Regions from separate parts of the Homo sapiens genome. Here region 1 is linked to region 2. Evidence: chromatin loops called from intact Hi-C (ENCODE). Cell type or tissue: dorsolateral prefrontal cortex. All regions are shown on one strand. Region 1 holds the start of LOC101927603 (a long non-coding RNA gene). Region 2 overlaps AGTPBP1 (ATP/GTP binding carboxypeptidase 1).

Region 1 (8,000 bases), 70 kb before region 2:
GACACCCCAGCCAGGGGAGTGTAGCCCCACCACCACCCCTATCTTCATGCGCAGGCAGGCCCCAGGGCCATCAATGAAGAGGCAGCATGGCTGCAGACCACCACCAGCCTGCGGTCTCCTCCTGTGCCACCTCCAGCCCCCACTTCTCCCAACGATCCCTGGAGAGGAAGAGGAGCCCCAGGTTTGAAGTGACTTTAAGGAGTATCTGTCTGCTGCAATCTCTGCAATCTCTGCCTGCAGTCTTGCATAGATGGGGAACTCACTCTTCCTCGGTCAGCTTATTCCACCTCCAGCCATTTCCTTACTTCAACCTCATACTTCACCCAGGACCTCCAGGGCCATGTGGAGCCAGTGCAATCCTTTGAACACCTGGACCTACCAATCACGCTGCTCTCAACTCTACACGGATATGAGCATGAAACAGTTTTCTTTTTCTCCAGTGATTTTCCTCAGTCCTACCTCGTCAGCTCTCCCATTTCCTTCCCTTCATGACATTTTGCAGATTTAAGCTCAAATTCTGTTTAAGCCTCATCTTCTTCCTTCCTCTAATACTTGCTTCAGAGAGGCCCTGAATGTGTACGGGGAAAGGGTCATGGTCTATTTCTGAGTCCTTCTTCTTCAGGGCAGCACTCTTCAGTATATGTCAGGGTGAGGGGCTAAGAGAGGAAAACCAACCACTGTTTCTTTAGTCACTTGGGTCCCAACACAGTCCTCTCCCTGTTGGTTGCCTCTGCTTCCCAGGCTAAGAGCTGGGGACTAGATTTGGCCCAGCTGCAAACCTCCCTATTGGTTGGCACAGCTGTTGGCACCTCCTGGGACAGGTGTTTCAAGAGCTGTGTGTCTGAGTCTCAGAAGACCCTGCAGAGCCCTTTGGATGGCACAATTCTTTGCAGTCTCTCTAGTGCCCTCGGCTGGAGTCACCTGCATGCATCCCATGGCCTTGCAGGAGCACTGGCCCATCCGTTGGGCAGTAACTCAAGTGGGACACTGGAGAACCATCTCAATCCCAGCTGCCTTCCACAGGATGCCCTCCCTGGGCCCAGGGAAACCCTTGCATTCCTGCCTGCCTCACCTTTCCTTTAGGACCCATCGGCTCAGGGCATTTTGATCATCAGTAATCCCATATCCACTAAAGGTGCAGGTGAGAACACAATCAGTAAAAACAGCCTGAAAATTCCACCTTTCTGACATTCAAAAGTGAAGATGGACAAAATCACGCCAACAAAATGGCACCTTGTAGTGGATTCAAAACTGTAGGAAAAGGAGAATATGTGGCAGGGAGTGCTATGAAGTGAGAACATCCACATATTGTGAATAGCTCCATGCAAATATGGGCACCAAAACTGGCTGAGCTATGTGGTCCCCCTTGGGTCGGGCAACTTCCCAGACCACCTGGCAGTCATCAAGGACAGCACTGGGCTGCTTAACAATCTCATTTTATTATACTTTATCTCTTTTTCTCCAAAACTGAAACCAAACTATCACTCTACACTGAATATTAGCCACATGGAAAGCCTTAAAATTCAACCCATTCTCAATAATTTGACTTTTTTAAATGGGGAAGGTATATTGTTCTCATTTTCCTATTCTCATACTCAATGGGGAATTGAAACAAACTTTCCATACACTTGCAAAAAAATATATAAAAAGTATCACCTGAAGCTGAAGCCAAACATCAAATATTTAACTCAAGCAATATGAAAGGTGGTCAGTTTTGCTCATGAAAGCAGTCACGTCGTAGTTTCATAAGTGACGTGTAGAACTCATTGCACGATAGCATGGCGACTGGTATTTGGTTGTTTTCTCTTCTCTTCTTTATCGTCCAGTTCCTCTCCACTGTATTTGTGTTCTTTTGAGCCCTAAAAATGCCTATAAGTTTAGCAGATTTAGCAAATTTAGCACCATAAATGTACTATCTCACAGTTTCTTTAAGTCAGACGTCTGGGCATAGCATGGCTCTGCTGGTTCTCTGTGTGGTCTCATAAGGCTAGAGTCAAGGTGGCAGCGCTGCACCCCTTTCCGGGGGCTCTGGGGATGAACTGACTTCCAAGTTCATTCAAGTTGTTGGCAGAATTCCCTTCCACGTAGGACTGAAGTCCCATTTCCTTGCTGGCTGTTGGCCAGGGTCATTCTCAGCTTCTAATCGCTTTCTGTGGCTTGGGGACTCCTCTTCCATCTGCAAATCTTTCTGGCTGAGTCTTCCACATTGAAGGGTTCCTGTGAGTACATTGGGCCCACCCAGATAACCCAGGGCAATTTATTCTAAGGTCATCTGATTAGTAACCTTAATTCTGGCTGTAAAACCCCTTCACAGCAGTACCCAGGTTAGTGTTTGATGGAATCACCCAGGACAGCAATCCTGAGGGACATCTTTAATTTTTTTCTTTTTATTGATATATAATAGATGTATGTATTTTGGGACATATTCATATAATGTGCAAAGATCAAATCAGGGTAATTAGGGTAACCATCACCTGAAATATTTATCTTTTCTTTATGCTAAGAACATTCAAATTATTCTCTACTAGTTATTTTGAAATGTACTATATATTAGTGTTAACTATAGTCACCCTACTGATCTATCGAACATCAGGTCTTATTTCTTCTATCTAACTGTATATTTGTGCTTATTAATCAACGCCTCTTCATCTTTTTCTATCCCCTGCCCTTCCCTGCCTCTGGTACTAGGGGACATCTCCAGAGCTCTGCCTACCACAAACTCCTTTCCCTCCCATTTACTAACTTATTTTTTAGTTTAATTTTCTTCTTTGCATAGATAAAGACCCAAGCAATTTTAGCACGGATATCCACTCTTCTGTTCTGATTTGAGGGGTATCTACATGGTAGCATCTCTGCCATTCAAAAAGCACTGAATTTGCAATCCAACGGCATGGACTTGAGCCTTGGTTCAGGCAAATACATGAATGACCTGCATGCACATCTCTTATATCTGACAGAGGCTCAGTTTCCTCAGTTGCGAAATAGGGATGATACTACATCTCTTAGAGAAGTGTATAGCAATTGAACAAAGTGATATATTTGGAAGTTCTTTGGAACTCTAAACTGCTTTGCACATGTGTGCACATTCAGACATGCACACAAAAACTAGGTTCAGCGTAAACATCACTCCTCCTGTGAAGTCTTCTCCAACTCCTCAAGGCAGGGCTGGATGTCCCCTCTCAGCTCTGAGCCTCCGGAGCCCAGAGATGCATGCCTCTAAGACAGCACTTGTCTAATTCTACCATAATTATTTATTTCTCCCATTAGACTCATTTCCCCTCCAGGGCAGGGGTCATGTCTTATTCACTGCCATCTCTGCAGCACTGAGCGCAGTTTCTGATGTGGAATTGGCACACAGTACATGCTGCTGAAAAAGACAGCAGCCCCTCCCCTCGGTGTCCCAATGCCAGCCTCTGACAGGGTGCTGGGCCCCTACCAAATATCAAAGGCCAAGGACGTGGGCTTTGAAGCAGCCCAAAAGAAACCAGTATCTTCTCTGGGAGGTGAAGAAAACTAATGATTAGTATTCCTAGGTCTCCCTTTGCTGATCAGCAACACACATCCCCCCTACATCTCTTTTTTTAATTTATTTTTAACCTTCCTACTACCTGCTACACAACGTGTCCCACCTCAGTTGAAAGTTGTGCTTTCAAGTCCCCAAAATTGAGCATAAAGATTGATTTCTCTTTATTTCTTCTGCCTCCATACACAAATCATCAAGTCTTGTTTCCAGCTCCGAAAGATTACTCAAATCCCAAACTTAGGAAACTCCAATCCTTTATCAAGACTGCATAACCTTTTCCTCAGAGATTGATGTGGTTTTTATTATACTGGTCAGCAAACAAATTTGCTCTCTGTTTGAAAAGAAGACACTATTCTTACATTCCCAAAGCTGTTTGCTTGAGAAAATAGTCCAGAACAGAAGCTGCAAGTGCCTCTGCTTACATGATATGCAGGAGCAGAAAAGACACATGGAAGATGTCTCCCAATGCTACTTTGAACAGTGTGAAAATTAAGGAAAAAGTAAATCAATTTAAGTATTAGGGTGCATTAGGCTGCAAGTAACAGAAATCCCCACTAACAGTAGCCTAAACAATAAAGTACAGAATAGGAAGTCCAGAGCTGGTTTGGTAACAATACAATGGCAACAAGGACTCAGGCTATTTCTGTTCCACCATTCTCAACTTGCTTCCTGTTGGTTCTCGTTCTCAAGATGGATGCTGCAACTCCAGGCATCACAGCCACTTTCAAAGGAAGGAAGCAATAGCATTGCCAGGTGCTGAAAAGGTGCCCTTTTAGTGAGTCTTTTTCTTTTTATCAGGAAGAAATATTTCCCAGAAGCTCTGTGGAAACCTTCCCTGTATGGCCCATTGGCCAGAACTTGGTCCCTTGGTTACTTCTATCTGTAAGGAAGGCTGGGGAAGTATTTGGTAAAAGGGAATAGGAGGCAGTGATTGGTTTGGATCAATTATGATCTCTCCTAAGATTTATTGCCACCCTGAATAAAACCAGAATTCTGTAAGAAGAGCAGAGAATGTTTGCTGCTCCACCACCTAAGTGTTATGCTGTGCAAGGATAGTGTCTCACACTAATCAGTGAAACTCAAACTTCTTTCAAAGAGAAAGGCAAAGTCTCGTAAAGAACTTCCAATATCAAATACACAGAAGCAGGGCTTCTCCACCTCAATATCAAATACACAGAAGCAGGGCTTCTCCACCTCAGCCAGGAGCGAACATTTGAGTCTCTATCCACTTAGCCTCCACTCAACAAACCTCATCAGCACACACACACACACATACACACATATACACACACACTCATACACACACTCACACACATGTACACACTCATACACACATGCACACATAAATACACTCACACATGCACATACTCATACACATACAATCTCACACACACTACACGTCCACACACTCATACACATAGACATACTCATACACATACACACACACGCAGTCATACACACATACACATTCACACATGTACAGACATACATACATTCACACATATGTGCACACACATGCATATACACACCACACACACAAACACATATACACTGTCACACATACGAATATTCACACATACACTCACACATGCACACATACACACATATGTGCACACACATATACACACACAGATACAGACACACACAAACTCATGTACACAACAGGAGATAAGCTAAAATCTTTGGGATCAGAAAAAAAAGACCATTTGTTTAAATAACTGGTGAATAAGGAAATTCTTTTAATAGGCAATTTTTCTCAAGGAATGTGGCCAAATAGCAGGAATACACATGGCCCTAGAGATGCAGTGAGGCGGTCTGGAGCAAGAAATTCGTCCTAGCGGGGGCAAGTTGTGCTTGTCTTTAGGTGTTTTAGACTCAGGTTGTAGACAGCCCAGCTGAAGTCCCTGCCTTCCTCCTCGCCCCCCTACTCACAGGACCAGATCTTTCTACGACCCCACTCAGGATTCAGCCAACATCCATGGATGGAAGCTGAAGATTCTGAGGATATGAGAGAATATTGGGGGTCTGGAGTTCTGCACTCTGGCTAAGGGATGGCCTGGGACCAGCACAGGAGAGTGGGGGCGCTGGGCAGGACAGACACAGAAAATGAGGCCACTTCCCTGTGGACTGCCGTAAGAAGGCCACACAGGAAAGTCTTGTCCCTTGCGCAGGCTCAGGAAGTGGGTGAGGCAAGCCACGGGCTCAGTTCCTATTTTTCTCATCTCCCTTTGAATCCAGATCTACAGGCCATGAGCACACTTTTCTGAACCCCTCGGTGAAGAAGCTCTCACATGTCAGCAGAACCCAGGTGCGCTCCCATTGATGCACGATGAACCAGGATGAGGCCCAGCAGGTGCTGACCCAACTTGAGGCGGCCAGAGGCCAAGTCCCCCAACTGTCCTCTTGGAGGGACAAAAAGGAGGCACCCTGCCTCACAGATGTCCCAAATGTGAGCAGGATGTGGACACTGGCCTGAAAAGAAAATGGTAGATTGTTAAGATACAAACCATGGGAGCCCCTAGAACCTGACCTATCCTGCCTGTCTCCTTCTCCTCTCTCTCTTTCCCTCCTCAAACAGACTGTAAGGCCTCATTGGTCCCATCTAATCAATCCATGTATGTTGATCCAACATTTCCTTTCCCGTCCCGCTAGGAGGCTTCTAGAACTTTGGTTTGGTTAAGAGAGAGAGTGAGCAAAGTTTAATGTGAGATTAATAATAGTAACAATTATTATAATTATAAGCCAAAGTCCTGCTTAGCACACTTTACATACTTCATACTTCAATGAACCCTCACTTCTACATAAAGAGATGGGTGCTCCAGTTTTCTGCCAGGGCAGGAATCAGTCAGCTGCTGCCTGGACAAAGCTTTGTAACAAACCACACCAAAACTCCTTGGCTCTCAGCGAACACTTATGCTCATGTTCACAGGTCTGCAGGTCGACTCTGGTCCAACAGATCTAGCCTGGCCTCAGCTAGAGCTGAATGTCTCTGCCAGACTGACTCTCCTTGGGGAGGAACTACTCAGCAAATTCATTAATTGGGAATTGGTTTGCAGTTCTGTTGAGAAAGAAAATTAATTGTCAATGTATAGAAGATCTAACTACCTTCCAAAAACTGTGATTCTGTGACAATATTGATCCAGCCTAGAATCCTTAGTTGAAATTTCAAGATTATCATTTGCACACGTTTGTTAAATTCAAGCATGTTATGTCTTAGAAGCAGTGGTAACCTTAGTTTGCCAAATGATTATAGCTGTCTGCCTTCCTCTGGGCTTTGGGAACAGGCTGCCACGGGCTCTGGCCCTGCAAGAGAATGGTCCTGTTTCCGCGAGCTCCTGGTGGGTGTGTTGCCCAAGGACAGCTATCAGACAGAGGGAGATGGGGGTCACATATGAACTCGTCCCCAAGGAGGGGAGTTGAGGGGCAAACCCAAGAAACCCAGCTGGTTGTTGAATCAGAAGTAAAATCAGAGGTTTCTACCATGCCAATCCATTCCCTGTCTTTCTACAACATAAATGTAATCCTGTTACTTAACTTGCTTAAGACCCATCCACAGCCCCCCACTGACCTAGGGACACAACACCATAGCGTGGCTTCCAAGTCCTTTCATGAAGGGACCCCATTTACCTCTCCTCGCCTACCAGCCTCCACCCTCTGCTCAACTTTTTCTCTTTGCCTGGAATCCCTGCCTTCTTATACTCTCTCTCTGCCCCCATCTCCCCGCCTGCCACCCTTTCCCTATATGTTATAATCCCCACCTTCTTTAAGATCCAGTCCAGCCTCCCAGCATCACAACACCTTTCCCACAGGTCTATTTCGGGACTCGTCATTCCTTTGTCCCCACCTTGGCACTCTGTCCCTCCTGGCACATCATGTTCTGTCTTGCATCATTGTTTATAGAAACCAGGCCTATCTCCCCCATGGGACTCTGAATTCCTTGAGGATAAGGGCCACATCTTACTCACTCTTGCATTCCTTTCCCCTTCTCTGCTGGCTTGCACCCAGGCTAAGGGCAGCTGGTGTTTCTACTCCAAGAACTAAACAATCAAATCATTTAGGCAACAGGAAAGAAAAACTTTCTATTTTTTTTTTGATAGACTTACAAACAATAGAAAGTGCAACTTCTAAACAAAGGACAGGAACATTGAACATAAAATTTTGAGGGCAAAATGTCAATCCTGAGGTACTATGCTACAATTCTGCAAAATAATCAAAATCTTAACCAGTATTTGAGCAATGACCTGACATTTTGTGCCTTTCAAAATACAAAATGTACCAAGATAACCACAGACCAGCTATCAGACAACTCGTGTCACTGCAAAGTCCATTACCAAATCCCATTTGCTCCAATTTCTCATTTCGCATGAGCTATCATCTTGCCGCTCTCCTGTGCCACCACTTAAAAGCCTCATTATTAGGCATGGGAAGTACACATTTGGATGGGCAGAGTGTTTGCAATTATATTTTAAGGTGCTTC
Region 2 (8,000 bases):
GACAGAAGGAGAGAGGGAGAGAGGAAGAGAGGCAGAGAGAGATCCCACTAAACTGTGTTACTTTCAATCTCTGACCTTTTGAGGGTACTTCATGGTTTATTCATAGTTGGTGATGACGGATATACATTTCATTGTATTCTCTCCATCTTATTTTCTACTTCTGATACCAACAAATGCTTTTATTGTTCTTCCTTACCATTTTATTTTTATTGGTTTGGTGGCATTGCTCCACATTTTCTTTTCTTCCTTAATTTGGAAGCCTTCTATCACGCTTTTCAATTCTACTTTTCCACCCTCATAGTCATGATTGATATTTTTCTAACACTATATTAAATGAACTAACTAAGCCATCCCACTGACACAAGTTAATTTTCACTTCTCCTATATTACCCCCCTTAGAATATTTTTGGTTAACACGTTTTATAAGTTCCAATACTTCTATCTTGAGACCTTTTACTCATTTTGTTCAGAAAGAGATCAGATAGCATATTTTCTGAATTACTGTTTTTGAGACAGACCTTCACTCTGTACATTTTCTGAATTCTTATAAACGCTGACATGCAGTTTGTTGGCAGTGACAAACAATTTACAGATTCTTCAAAAGACATTTGGATGTCCACTGGCTTCCAGTGCTATAGATGAACAGTCCAATACTAGTTTAATTTTTTAAATATGCATAAAAATACAGTGATTAAGAGCATGCAATCTGCAACCAAACTTCCTGGGTTTGAATTCCAACTTCACCACATACCAGATGCATGATCCTGGCCAGACTATTAACCACTCTATGCCCCCATTTTCTCTTCTGTAAAGTGAGGGTGACAACCTCACTGGGTTGTTTGTTGTGTGGATGGAAAATATCACATGTGTTAGCACTTGAACAAGGCCTGGCATACGGCAAATATTCAATGAATGTTAGCTACTGGTATTACTATTATCATTATTTCCTTTTAAGTAACCTATTCTTTTAAAGTGGAAGCATGTTAAAATTTTCTCTTTATACTTGAAACTCAGAAATTTCACTGGTACATATAAAATAAGTCTGCCTTCCTGATCCCTTCCTGGGACTCAGTGAGCCACTTCAATCTGAAGTTTTGACCCCTCCACTCACATAAAACTCACCATAACACAAAACTCATTATAATAGTTTCAACAGTGACTACAGGAGACAGAGGAGGGGCTTCAAGATGGCTGACTAGAGGCATCTGGCACTTACGTCCTCCACAAAGCAGCAGCAAAACAGTGAGTAGATAACCACACTTAAAATAGATCATCTAAGACAGAACACTGAAACTCAACAGAGAAGTAACAAGAACACCTAAGACAAGGAAGGAGAGGGAAGGCAGGCAGGCTACTTGGCCAGGAGACCAGGGAGGCTTCCCAGTACAGGAAAAGGGTAAGTGAGATTCTCAGTGGTCCACATCCGCACTACAGACTCCTCCAATCCTAGCCAGGGGGGAGCCCTCCATCCTCACAGGTCCCAAGACTAACACAGGGAGCTGCTTCGAGACTGCACAAAGGTATTGCTCCAGAGAGTGAACTCACACGGGGTGTGACCTAAGCAGCAGCAGCATTGGCACAGTTTTGAGAACCCAGCCCCCACTCAACTGCATCCTGCCCCGAGGCCCAACAGCCTCTGCCTCCCCAACCCACAGCCACCAATGCCACAAGCTGCTGCCACTGAAACCTAAGCAACAGTCACTGGCAGAGACCCCACTTCCCAGCAGCAAGCTGTCATGCATTTGCACGTGCCCAGAGGACAGGGTCCCCTACCCACAGCCACCACCACTGCTGATTGCTGTCACTGGGGCCAAAGCACAATTCCCTGGTAGCAACTCCATTGCCCTTATTGCCCTTGGCAGTGTGGTCACCCTATATTAACACACGCCTTGCAAACAGGCTCCCAGGTCCCCAGCTGTCGCCTGGGGCTGAGGCACACATTCCCCAGCCACTCGCCTACAGCTGCTGCCACTGATAGCTGCATAGCAATCCCTAGCAGCAGGGCTGAGGTGCATTTGCAAGCGCCCTGGGGGCAGGCAGACTTCCCCAGCCCACCAGCACTGCTGCTGCCCTCACTCAAACACTCTAAGGGGAGCCTAGGGATCACCCAGCCGTCCTCATTATAGCCAGAGCCCCTGTAAATCACGTGAGGGGCTTGAGGACAGGCCTGCCTGGCCTGGCTCCCCCACCATCCCCAATACCAGAGCATACCTGGGAGCCTAGGGATCACTCAGCCATGTCAACCAGCGCTGGCACCTGAGCACTCCTCCCAGGGGTCTGCGGATGGGCCACCTCATCTGCCACTACCACCACAGCTGGCACACACCCACACATACCATCTGTGGGTCTGGGGACTGGACCACCCAGCCTGTCACAGCCACCACCAACACTAGCACAGACTGCTTAGGAGGCAGAGGGTTGTCCCACCACTGATCCTCTCATTGCTCATGCTATGCCTGCTGCTCAGGAGCCAAAGGACCCACCCACCTATCTGGCCCAAAGCTGCAACTGCCAGCATCTGAGAAAGTTGCATGGGGGCCCAAGAACTGGCCCATTTAGACCCACTAACACCAGTCATGCTGGGTCCTAAGGACAGGAATCTTTGGCCTGCTGTTGCCACCACTGGTGCCCAAGGAATGGCCGACCTGGCATCCTCATTCCCAGCAAATTTCACCACAGCCACCACTAACAACCACACCCTAAGCCAGTGAAGAAATTACAGGGGCCACATTACTGCATCCACCCAGAATCAAAGCCACAGTGCCCTATCCAGCCAGTATCATAGACTTGCCTTCAGAAAAAAGTCCTCCCCATGAAAGTAAATAAAAAAATTGGAAGATGCGACTGTTATACCAGATGTGCCAATAATAACATAAGGACACAAGAAACACGAAAAAACAAGAAAATATGACACCTCCAAAGCAACCAATAATTCTCCAGCAACAGATTCCAACGAGAAAGAAATACATGAAATGCTGGAAAAGTAATTCAAAATAATGGTATCAAAGAAGCTCAGTGAGATACAAGAGAACACAGATAAACAATACAAAGAAATCAGAAAAACAATTCAGATGATAAGTGAGAAATTTAACAAAACAGATATCATTTTTTAAAAAGCAAACAAATACTGGAACTGAAGAATATTCATTAAATGATAGAAAAAAATATATTAGAGAGCTTTGACAATAGACTAAAGCAGAGGACAGAATTTCAGAACTTAAAGACAGGTGTTTTCAAATAACCCAGTCAGACACAAATAAAGAAAAAAAGAATAAAAAAGAATGAACAAAGCCTACATGACATATGGCACACCATAAAGCAAACACATATTCAATTTTTTGGTGTTGCAGGAAGCAAAGAGAAGATGTGAGGGAAAGTAAACCTATTTAACAAAATAAACAGCTGAGAGGCAGAACAAGATGGCCAAATAGAAGCCTCCAGTGATCACCGCCCCCCACTCCATGCCCCACAATAGGAACACCAAATTGAACAACTATCCACGCAAGAAAGCACCTTTTTAAGAACCAAAAATTAGGTGAGCGATCATACCAAGGAAATGCACTGAAGAGGGTAGGAAAGACAATCTGGAATTGCTCACACCACTCCCGCAGTCCAGCCCCAGTGGCCACATGGAGCAGAGAATCTGTGTGCTTCAGGGAGAGAACATGCAGTGACTGTGGGACTTTGCATTGGAACTCAGTGCTGTCAATGTCACAGCAGAAGGCAACACTAGGCAGAACTCAGCCGGTGTTCACGAAGGGAGTATTTAGACTGACCTAGCCAGATGGGAATTGCCCATCCCAGCTGTCAGAACCTGAGTTCCGGCTAGCCCCACCACCGAAGGCTAAGGCACTCTGGCGTCCTACATAAACTTGAAAGGCAGTCTAGGTCACAAGAACTGAAATTCTGGACAAGTCCTGGTGCTATGCTGGGCTCAGAGCCAGTGAATGTGGGGTGCATGTGGCCCAGTGGGACACCAATCAGAGCAGCCAAGGGAGTACTCACATCACTCCTCCCCCAATCCCAGGAAGCACAGCTTGTAGGTCCAGGAGAGACTTCTTCTTTCAGCTTGAGAGTGGAGACGGGAGAGTAAAAAGGTCTTTGTCTTGTAACTTGGATACCAACTCAGCCACAGTAAAACAGGGTACCAGGCAGAGTCCTGAGGCCACCATTACAGGCCCCAGGCCCCAGGTGACATTTCTAAACACACCCTGGGCCAGAAGAGAACCCACTGCCTTAAAGGGAACAACCCAGTCCTGGCAGGATTCATTACCTGCTGGCTAAAGAGCCCTTGGGCCTTGAATAAACATCAGTGGTACCCAGGCAGTTCTCACTGCAAGCCTTGGGTGAGACATAGAGCCATGCTGGCTTCAGGGGGTGGCCACAGGGAGGTAATACTTTTGCTCAAGGAAAGGAGAGAGAAGAGTAAAGGGGATTTTATCTTGCAGCTTGGTCACCAGCTTGACAACAGTACCAAGAGGGCCCCTAGGGTCCCCAATTTCAGGCCTTGGCTTCTGGACAGCATTTCGGGACCTGCCCCAGGCCAGAGAGGAGCCTGCTGCCCTGAAGGGAGAGACCCAGGCCTGACAGCATTCACCACAAGCTGACTGAAGAGACCTTGTGCTTTGAGGGAACATCGGCAGGAGCCAGGCAGTACTAAACGCAGGCCTGGGATGGTGATGGATATGGGAAAAGACTCTTCTGCATGAAAAAAAGAGATGGAAGAGTGGGAAGAACTTTGTCTTGCAGTTTGGGTGCCAGCTTAGCTGCAGCAGAATAGAACACCAAGTAGATTCCTAACATTCCCGACTCTAGGCCCTGAATGCTGTACAGCATTCTGGAACCTGCCCTGGGCTGAGGGAAGTTCATTGCCCTAAAGGGCAGGACACAAGCCCGGCTGGAAAGCCCTTGGGCCTTGAGTGAACACATCAGCAGTAGCTAGGCAGTGGTTGCCATGGGCCTTGGGCAGGACCCAGTGCTATGCTGGCTTTGTGTCTGACCCAGTATAGTACCAGCGGTGGTGGCCACAGGGTTGCTTGAATCATCTCTCCCCTAGCTCCAGGCAACTCAGCACAGAGAGACAGACTCTGTTTGGGAGAAAGTAAATGAAGAGAACAAGAGCCTCTGCCTGATAATCCAAGAAATTATCTTGTATCTCACCGAAGGCCACAAAGGTGGTATCTCTACAAGTCTGCAAGAGTCACAGTGTTACCAGGCTTGGGTCCCCCCTAATGCAGATATGGCTGCAGTGACCAAAGATTTAGATCACAACACTCAATTCCCTTTGAATATTTGGAAACCCTTCCCAAGAAAGATGGGTACAAATAAGCCCAGACTCTGAAGACTACAATAAATACCTAGCTCTTCAATGCCCAAACACCAATGAACATCCACAAGCATCAAGACCATCCAGGAAAACATGACCTCACCAAATGAACAAAGGCACCAGGGACCAATCCTGGAGAAACAGAAATATGTGATCTTTCAGACAGAGAATTCAAACTAGATGTTTTGAGGAAGCTCAGTGAAATTGAAGAGAACAGAGAGAAGGATTTCAGAATCCTATGAGATGCATTTAACCAAGAGACTGAAATAATTTTTAAAAACCAAGCAGAAATTATGGCACTGAAAAGTTCAACTGACATACTGAAGAATGCATTATAGTGTCTCAGCGGCAGAATTGATCAAGTAGAAGAAAGAATTAGTGAGCCTGAAGACAGGCTATTTGAAAACACACAGAGAAGACAAAAGAAAAAAAAGAATAAAATGAAGTATGCCTACAATATCGAGGCATACTTCAATATCCTCAAAAGTACAAATTTAAGAGTTATTGGCCTTAAAGAGGAGATAGAGGAAGAGATAAGGTAAAAAGTTTATTCAAAGGGATAATACCAGAGAACTTTCCAAACCTAGAGAAAGATATCAACATTCAAGTACAAGAAGGCTATAGAACACCACGCAGATTTAACCCCAAGACTACTTCCAGCCATTTAATAATCAAACTCCTAAAGGTCAAGGATAAAGAAAGGATCCTAAAAGCAGCAAGAGAAAAGAAACAAATAACATGCAAAGGAACTCCAATATATCTGGTAGCAGACTTCTCAGTAGAAACCTTACAGGTCAGGAGAAAGTGGCATGCCATATTTAAAGCACTGAAGGAAAAAAGCCTTTGATCCTAGAATAGTAAGTACATCCATTGAAAATATCCTTCAAACATGAAGGAGAAATAAAGACTTCCCCAGACAAAAAAAAGCTGAGGGAATTCATCAACATCAAATACTTGTCCTACAAGAGATGCTAAAGGGAGTTCATTCTGAAAGAAAAGGACATTAATGAACAATAAGAAATCATCAGAAAGTACAAAATTCAATCGTAATAATAACTACACAGAAATACACAGAATATTATAATACTGTAATCGTGGTGAGTAAACTACTCATATGTTGAGTAGAAAGACAAAAAGATGAACCTATCAAAAATAATGATAAAACTTTTCAAGGCATAGAATAATAAGATATAAATAGAAACAACAAAAAGTCAAAAAGTGAGGAGGGATCAAATTAAAGTATAGAGTTTTTATTAGTTTCCTTTTTACTTGTTTGTTAATGTTTGTTTTTACAATCCATGTTGTCATCAGTTTAAAATAATGGGTTACAAGATGTTATCTGCAAGCCTCACAGTAATCTCAAAAAACCTACAACAGATACACAGAAAATAAAAAAAGAAATTAAAAAATATCACCTGAGAAAATCACCTTCACAAAAGGGAAGATAGGAAAGAAAGAGGGAAAGAAGAGAGGACCACAAAACAATTGGAAAACAACAAAATGGCAGGAGTAAGTCCTTACCTATCAATAACAATGAATGTAACTTGACCAAACTCTCCAATAAAAGGAAACAATCAACAGGGTGAAGAAACAACCTGTCGAATGGGAGAAAATATTTACAATCTATTTATCTGACAAGGGATTAGTATCCAAAATATACAAGGAACTCAAACAACTCAATAGTAAAAAATAATCATAATAATCTCATTAAAAAGTAGGCAAAGGACATAGATATTTCTCAAAAAGAAGATATACAAATGGCCAACAGGCATATGAAAAAATGTTCAACATCACTAATCATCAGGGAAATGCAAATCAAACTACAATGAGATACCATCTTACCCCAGTTAAAATGGCAATTATTAAAAAGAGAAAAAAAAAAAAAGATGTTAGTGAGGATGTGGAGAAAAGAGAACTCTTACATACTGTTGGTGGGAACGTAAATTAGTGTAGTCACTATGGAAAACAGTACAGAAATTTCTCAAAAAACTAAAAATAAAACAACATAAGATCCAGCAATCCCACTACTGGGTATTTATCCGAAGTAAAGGAAATCAGTATACTGAAAGGATACCTACACCCACCCCATGTTTATTGTAGCACTATTCACAATAGCAAAGATATGAATCAACCTCAGCATCCATCAATGGATGAATGAATATAGAAAATGATATATATACACAATGAAATACAATGTGGCCATAAAAAATGAAATCATGTCCTTTGCAGCAACATGGATGGAATTGGAAGTCTTTATGTCAAGTGAAATAAACCAGGCATAGAAAGACAAATATTGCATGTTCTCACTCATATGTGGTAGGTAAAAAAGTTGATCTCATGGAAGTAGAAATTAAAATAATAGATACAAAAGCTGAGAAGGGTGTGTGGGAGGGATAAGGGGGGTGAAGAGAGGTTGGTTAATGAGTGTAAATATATAGTTCAAGAAAAGAAATGTTTTAATGTTCTATAGCAGAGTTGGGTGACTATCAGTAACAATATATTGTATATTTCAAAATGGCTAGATGAGAGGACTTAAAATATTCCTAACATACAGAAATGATAAATCATCAAGGTGATGGATATCCTAAATACCCTGACTTGATTGTGACACATTCTATACATGTAACAAAATATCACATATACCCCATAAATATGTGCAAATATTATGTATCAA

What was found. Hi-C counts contacts between places; a loop is a spot of excess contacts. Peaks named below come from ENCODE experiments on the same cell type or tissue, not always from the same donor. Only the 100,000 strongest peaks of a DNase experiment are listed, where the experiment ranks them.
Region 1: a loop joins it to region 2, with 2.9 times the contacts of the local background. A loop is called at or near these places in 7 of 110 quality-filtered maps.

Annotation. Positions count from the first base shown.
Region 1 is chr9:85,528,825-85,536,824 of GRCh38, forward strand. It overlaps LOC101927603 (a long non-coding RNA gene), which reads right to left and starts at 7,180. Exons shown (of 2, transcript XR_007061633.1): 1 at 7,151-7,180; 2 at 5,243-6,581. In dorsolateral prefrontal cortex, no CTCF peak of the experiment used is centred here; no DNase peak of the experiment used is centred here; H3K27ac peaks cover 3,343 bases.
Region 2 is chr9:85,599,195-85,607,194 of GRCh38, forward strand. All of the region lies in intron 17 of AGTPBP1 (ATP/GTP binding carboxypeptidase 1), which reads right to left. Among named protein-coding and RNA genes, the nearest start is that of AGTPBP1, 140 kb to the right of the region's middle. RefSeq lists an enhancer at 1,169-1,981. In dorsolateral prefrontal cortex, no CTCF peak of the experiment used is centred here; no DNase peak of the experiment used is centred here; H3K27ac peaks cover 2,100 bases.